2 separate regions of the Homo sapiens genome follow, and region 2 is linked to region 1. The links are chromatin loops, found by intact Hi-C in ENCODE. Cell type or tissue: GM12878. All regions are shown on one strand. Links, peaks and the distances in the headings refer to the core of each region. The heading gives the core; the rest is flanking DNA.

The links. Hi-C counts contacts between places; a loop is a spot of excess contacts. Peaks named below come from ENCODE experiments on the same cell type or tissue, not always from the same donor. Only the 100,000 strongest peaks of a DNase experiment are listed, where the experiment ranks them.
Region 2: it touches region 1 in a loop (3-fold over the local background); 2 of 110 quality-filtered maps call a loop at or near these places.

What each region holds. Positions count from the first base shown.
Region 1 is chr12:29,690,097-29,693,010 of GRCh38, reverse strand. All of the region lies in intron 5 of TMTC1 (transmembrane O-mannosyltransferase targeting cadherins 1), which reads left to right. Among named protein-coding and RNA genes, the nearest start is that of TMTC1, 92 kb to the left of the region's middle. In GM12878, for the core only: no CTCF peak of the experiment used is centred there; DNase peaks (open chromatin) are centred at 620 and 1,420.
Region 2 is chr12:29,749,310-29,752,223 of GRCh38, reverse strand. TMTC1 (transmembrane O-mannosyltransferase targeting cadherins 1) reads left to right here. Exons shown (of 18, transcript NM_001193451.2): 5 at 352-558. Among named protein-coding and RNA genes, the nearest start is that of TMTC1, 33 kb to the left of the region's middle. In GM12878, for the core only: no CTCF peak of the experiment used is centred there; a DNase peak (open chromatin) is centred at 1,423; H3K4me3 peaks cover 414 bases.

The sequences.
Region 1 (2,914 bases), core at 248-2,747:
TTGCAGTCAGTTTTCACTCCTAATCCCAGCCCCAGGCAATCACTCATCTGCTTTCTGTTTTTGTAGATTCGCCTTTTCTAGACATTACATATAAATATAATAATAAAACGTGTTATTTTGTGTCAGGCTTCTTTAATGTAGTATGATGTTTTTAAGGTTTATCTATGTTATAACATGTATTACTACTTTCTTCTATTTTTATTGCTGAATCGTGTTCACTTGTATTTTGTTTATAAATGTTTTGTTTATCCATTCACCTGTAAGTGGACATTTGGATGGTTTTCATTTGGGGCTGTCGTGAATAATACTCTATACATTCACATATAAGTGTTTGTGTGGATATTTATTTTTATATTCTTGGAAAGATGAATACCAAGGAAGGAATTGCCACTTTATATAGTAAAGGAATGTTTTAATTTTTGCTGAACTCTTCCAAACTGCTTGTACCAGTTGACATATCCTACCAGTAATGTATAAAGGTTCCAGTTTCCCCACATTTTCACCAGTACTCCTTATTGTCTACCTCTTTGATTATGGCCACTCTAGTGCGTGGGAAGTGGTATCTCATTTTGACTAATGACTGATGATATTGACTGTGTCCTTTGAAGCTTTCAGGTGAACTTAATTCATTTCGTTGGCCCTCAGAGCACAATTGTGTATTATTTTTTCCTAACCAAGCATGGCATAGAACAAACAATAGAGGAGAGAAAGATTATAAGAAGAATTGAGAAGAAAAGCGAAATAAAGATGATGTTGATGGGAAGCAATGAGAATAAAGTGGTATGATTATGTGAAAGGGAGGAAAAAGAAGAATTATTAAAGAGAATAAATTGTATTGTTTGGAAAGCCAAAGCATATTCTTGTAATGTTATCAGTGGGGAATAAAGACACAAGCACACTGAAAACATTGGTAATAATTTGAACATTCTTTGTTGAGAGTAATGACAATGTCTACTGAGGTCATTCATTTATATCACAATGTGCTCATGAGCTGAGAGTGCTTTTATTATTAATTACACTTGTCTAGTCTCTACAAAGAGAACATTCCTATCTGTTCATAGCTTTTTTCTTCGATTTGTTAAGGTCTTCTATAATGCCTTTTACAGAGGTGATGTGCGACCCTCTGGACACAGCAGTAGCTCCATTGGAGCCTCTTAGTGTTGACTAAATAATCCCGAATTTCATGTTTTTCCTTCCAACACAGTTCTATTTGTACAGCACACTCACTTGTGTCCTCTCTCAGACCTCCAGTACACCATTGTGGGAAGTAGGTTTTTTTTTTTTTTTTTTCCTACTTTTGGGTGTATGAGTTGTTACCGTATGACTTCCTCATCATGTCTTATGAAACATCCTGAGAAGTTTCTCCATCTATTCTAAGATCTGAGTGATTGAGAATTGTTTCCTCAGTTTTGGCTTCCGGTAATGGTCAGTTTGACAGTCACTGTAACCACCCAACGGGTTTCACCTTGCCTGCTGCCTAGACAGAGCTGATTTATCAAGACAGGGGAATTTCAATGGAGGGAGAGTAATTCACACAGAGCCAGCTGTGTGGGAAACCAGTTTTATTATTATTCAAATCAGTCTCCCTTTTGGGGACCTGAGTTTTTAAGGATAATCTGGCGGGTAGGGGCTTGCGAAGTGGGGAGTGCTGATTAGTTGGGTTGGAGATGGAACCACAGGAAGTCGAAGTGAATTTCTCTTGCTGTCTTCTGTTCTTGGGTGGGATCTCAGAACTGGTTGAGCCAGATTGCTGGTCTGGGTGGTGTCAGCTGGTGCATCAAGTGCAAAATATCTCAAGCACTGAGCTTAGGTTTTACAATAGTGATGTTATTCCCAGGAGCAATTTGGGGAGGTTCAGACTCTTGCAGCAAAGGCTGCATGACTCCTAAACCATAATTTCTAATCTTGTAGCTGATCTGTTAGTCCTACAAAGGCAGACTGGTCCCAGGCAAGAAGGGGATCTTTTTGGGAAAGGGCTATTCTCAATTTTGTTTCAGAGTCAAACTATGAACTGAATTCCTTCCCAAAGTTAGTTGGGCTGACACTCAGGAATGAACAAGGACAGCTTAAAAGTTAGAAGCAAGATGGAGTTGGTTATGTCTGATCTCTTTTACTGTCGTAATTTCCTCAGTTATAATTTTTGCAAAGGCAGTTTCATCACTAAAAAGAACCCAAACCTTAGAGTTTTCTTCTTAAATCAATTACTGAATGCTGATATTAAGGGGTAACAAATATTTTCCCAAAATGTCTTAAAACAAAATGTATATTTGTATTTTAAGTTTTTTGTGAAACACAAAGAATAGGGAAAACACAAATATTTGTCAATGTTTAATTCTGTCACCAAATTAATATATTTGTCTATATGAGCTGTGAAGATCAAGTGCTATGACTATAGTTAATAAATTTACATATAAAAATGAGTGTTAGATCTTTTGAAATGGATAATCTCATTTATAAACTTACTCCATTCATTTTGCAAATTCTCCACATTGTTTAGGAACTCTTATTTTGGAATTTCCATTTGCATTAGTCCCAGTTTATGAACCAAACAAAAAAACTGATCTCATTACTTTATTGTCACACTTCATATATAAGGTGCTAAAGCAATATGCCTTAGTAATTGAGATTGTAAATAAATTGAGATTCCCATCTCACATATTGCCTAGTGCTTGGTTTAGCCTGTTTTCAGATGCGAATAGCACATTTTCCTTCCGTCTCATCTCATAAGGAAAGCAATATGTTTAAAACAAAGGATGCACTGATTGCCGCAGTTTCTTCCTCTGAGTCTGTTACTCTAGTTCACTGAATTTACTACCAAGCCCTTCTACCATATTTTACAGCAAATTCTCCAAAAGGCTCTGGGATGAGTCAGTTTTTTTGTGTGATGTAGTTACTTTTGCAAATTATATTATAG
Region 2 (2,914 bases), core at 315-2,814, 59 kb before region 1:
TTAATACCACTGCAACCAAATATTCTGAGAGAAACCTATTTGGAGGGTGAGGGGTGAAGAAGTGTGTGTTTGAGTGTGTGTGTGTGTGTGTGTGTTGGTGGCCATCTAACAAAGACTGAGTTACAGTGTTCTATACTAGGTCAATACGATAAGGTCTAAAATTGAAAAAACATTCATAATTATGTTGTTTTAATAATATGGCAGTAAATATCAGAAACACAAGGGCTAAAGACTTGAGAATGGTTGTTTCCAGGAAGCAAGACTTGTGGGTGGGGCAGTTTACTGCTATCGGTTGTTGTAAGCCTTGTCATTCTGGTTGACTTTGTTTTCCCTCAATTCCATGCACAACAGGAGCAATGGGGCCCTCTGTCCACGCAGCCCACAGCAGCCCGGGAGCCCCCAGCCCTCCTCACTGCCAGGCCATCCTCACCGGGAGAATGGGAAGCAGCAGCGGTTCCCTCACAAAGGAGCTTGGGGTGGCTGCCACTCTCCACTGCCACCAGAACCCAAGAGCAGTGGATTCCCAGTGTCCCCACGAGCTGTGTGGTCCATGATGAGGTACTGGGCTGGGTTTCTTGGTCCCTGCATGTTTTCAATGTCCAGCATCACCTAGTGCAGCCTGGGATGCCTGGGGAAGTGAAGCACTGAGTCAGCACACTGTGACCTCCCTCTCTTCATGCTTCCCTCCTTACCCCCTTCTTCCTGTCCCTATTTCCCTCCCTTCCTTCCCTATATTCTAATGGATAAGAAAGGAGTAGTTAGAGGAAGCAAGTGGAAGCCCTGCTGCCTGCCTGTGATGGGGTGTGGGTCCCTGCAGCCTCAGGCATCAGAAGATGGGCGCCCTACGTTTCCTGGGGGAGGAGAACGTTCTCCCTCCCCTTCTCCTGCCTCTCTCTCTCTGCTCTTTGTGTTTGATCTGAATTTATTACAGTCCAAATATGGGAGGAAACCCAGAGGACTCTTCCTTTCTGAAATGTTTTTGAAGATGTATGAAAATCTTTACAGCACATGACTGTCTTTATTTTCTTCCTTTTTTGTGATATTTTGACCTAGCTGTGAAAATTAGCATGGATTTATCAGCACAGGTGTTGCTCCCTAAATTAGGCTGTCTCTAAAATGTTTCAGGCCACAGACAAGTCAGAATATAACAGATATATGTTAAAAGATAAACTGAGGCACATTAAAAAGCTAAAGAGTTTATTTGAGCAGACAGTGAATAATGAATTGGGCAGCTCCAGACTGCCAGTGCTTTGGGGCTCCCCTGCTGGGACAGGGTGTGGGGAAGCTTTTATAGGGCAAACGCAGAAACAGAGCAAAGGAAATATTTGATTGGTTAAAGGGGAGTAGTAGCCCTATGTGGATCATTCCAGTGGAAAGTCCCTAGTTAGAGGTTAGTTAGTGGTTAAGCTTGGTTTCATTTTACCATTTACACTGAGTTGAGTTTCTCTGCTGATGTAGGGATGCAGGGTGCCAGAGTCACCTTAGCCTAATGACCTCTCAATTAGTTTAACATATGGAAATTCCATTCATAAGATTAGCACTTTACCACTTCAGATTGCTGTTGTTACTCTTCTGTGTAGTCCCTTAAAACTCCCTCTTTCTGCAGTCTTTGTTTCCAGTTATTCTTGCCTTTGCCTATGTTTGTTTTTTTATCTTGCCCCATTCATTCATTCTTTTGTTCATTCATCAATAAATATCTGTTGAGGGGCTGACAAGTGCCAGGCATGTTCTAGGCACCAGGAGTGTCCTGGTAAATAAGAAAGACAAGGTCCTTGCTCTTGTGTAGCTTTTCTTCTAGTAGAGGAAGGTAGACAATAAATAATCAACACTGACTGAACAATGTGAGTGCTCAGAAGAGAGTTAGGCAGGGTGTGATGGAGAGTGATGGCTTAGCCTGGGGGCATTTGGGTTGGTTGGCCAGGGAAGGCTTCCAAATCCTCCTGAATGAGGTGAATTGCCAGTGAAGATGTGCAGGGATCTGGCAGAGGGTTCCAGGCTTGAGGATCATAGCAAATTGGGAGGAGAAGGGGTGAGGGCAAGGAGGGGGCAGGGCACAGGTGAAGGGCTGTGCTGGCTGTGGAAGCAGGTTTGGATTTTATTCTGAGGGGAATGGGAAGATACTGGAGTTTGTGTGTGTGTGTGTGTGTGTGTGTGTGTGTGTATAGACAGTTATGATAACATTTCTTTTAAAAACGTTCCCTCTGGCCTCTTCGTGGTGCAGGCTGTTGGGGGCAATCATGAAGGAGGGAAAAGGGTTAGGAGGCTTTCACACAAGCTGAGTGAGGGAAAGGGGGTCTTAGCTGAGAGTCATGGAAACTGCAATGAAGAGATGAGGTGGATTTGAGATACATTTCTGATACAGACCCAATAGGACTCGCTAATTAATGTTTGTGATGATGGGGAGAGGGAAAGGAAGGAAACAAGGATTTCCAAGTTTCTGGCTTAACCAGGTGGGTGGATGGTGGCATTAGTTACTAAGTGGAAAAATTAGGGGAGTAATAGATTTTCTGGGGGTTGGGGAGAGAATAAAATCATAATAATGCATGAAATTCCCAAGGAAAAGGGAAGAGGAATAAAGGGTTAAAACACTGAGAAAATCTGGACATTTTTGTTGAGGGCCATGGAGGGAAAGAAGGTGAAACAATTGGGGAAATCGTGAATTTTTTAAATGGAGGCTAAAGGAGTACAGAGATCACTGGAGATGTTTAAGGTGGGACAGAAGCTAGGCTGCCATGTGACTATGAACTTGGTTAGGGCAGGTTCATGCCAGGGTGTCTCATAGATGTGTTGCCAGCTCCTGTCACAGTGTCTGGCCGATAACAGCTGCTTAAATATTTGTGACATGGATCAGTTGATGAGTGGATGATAAGAAAGTGTTGGAAATTAAGCATAGATGGAACATTTTCAATAAATT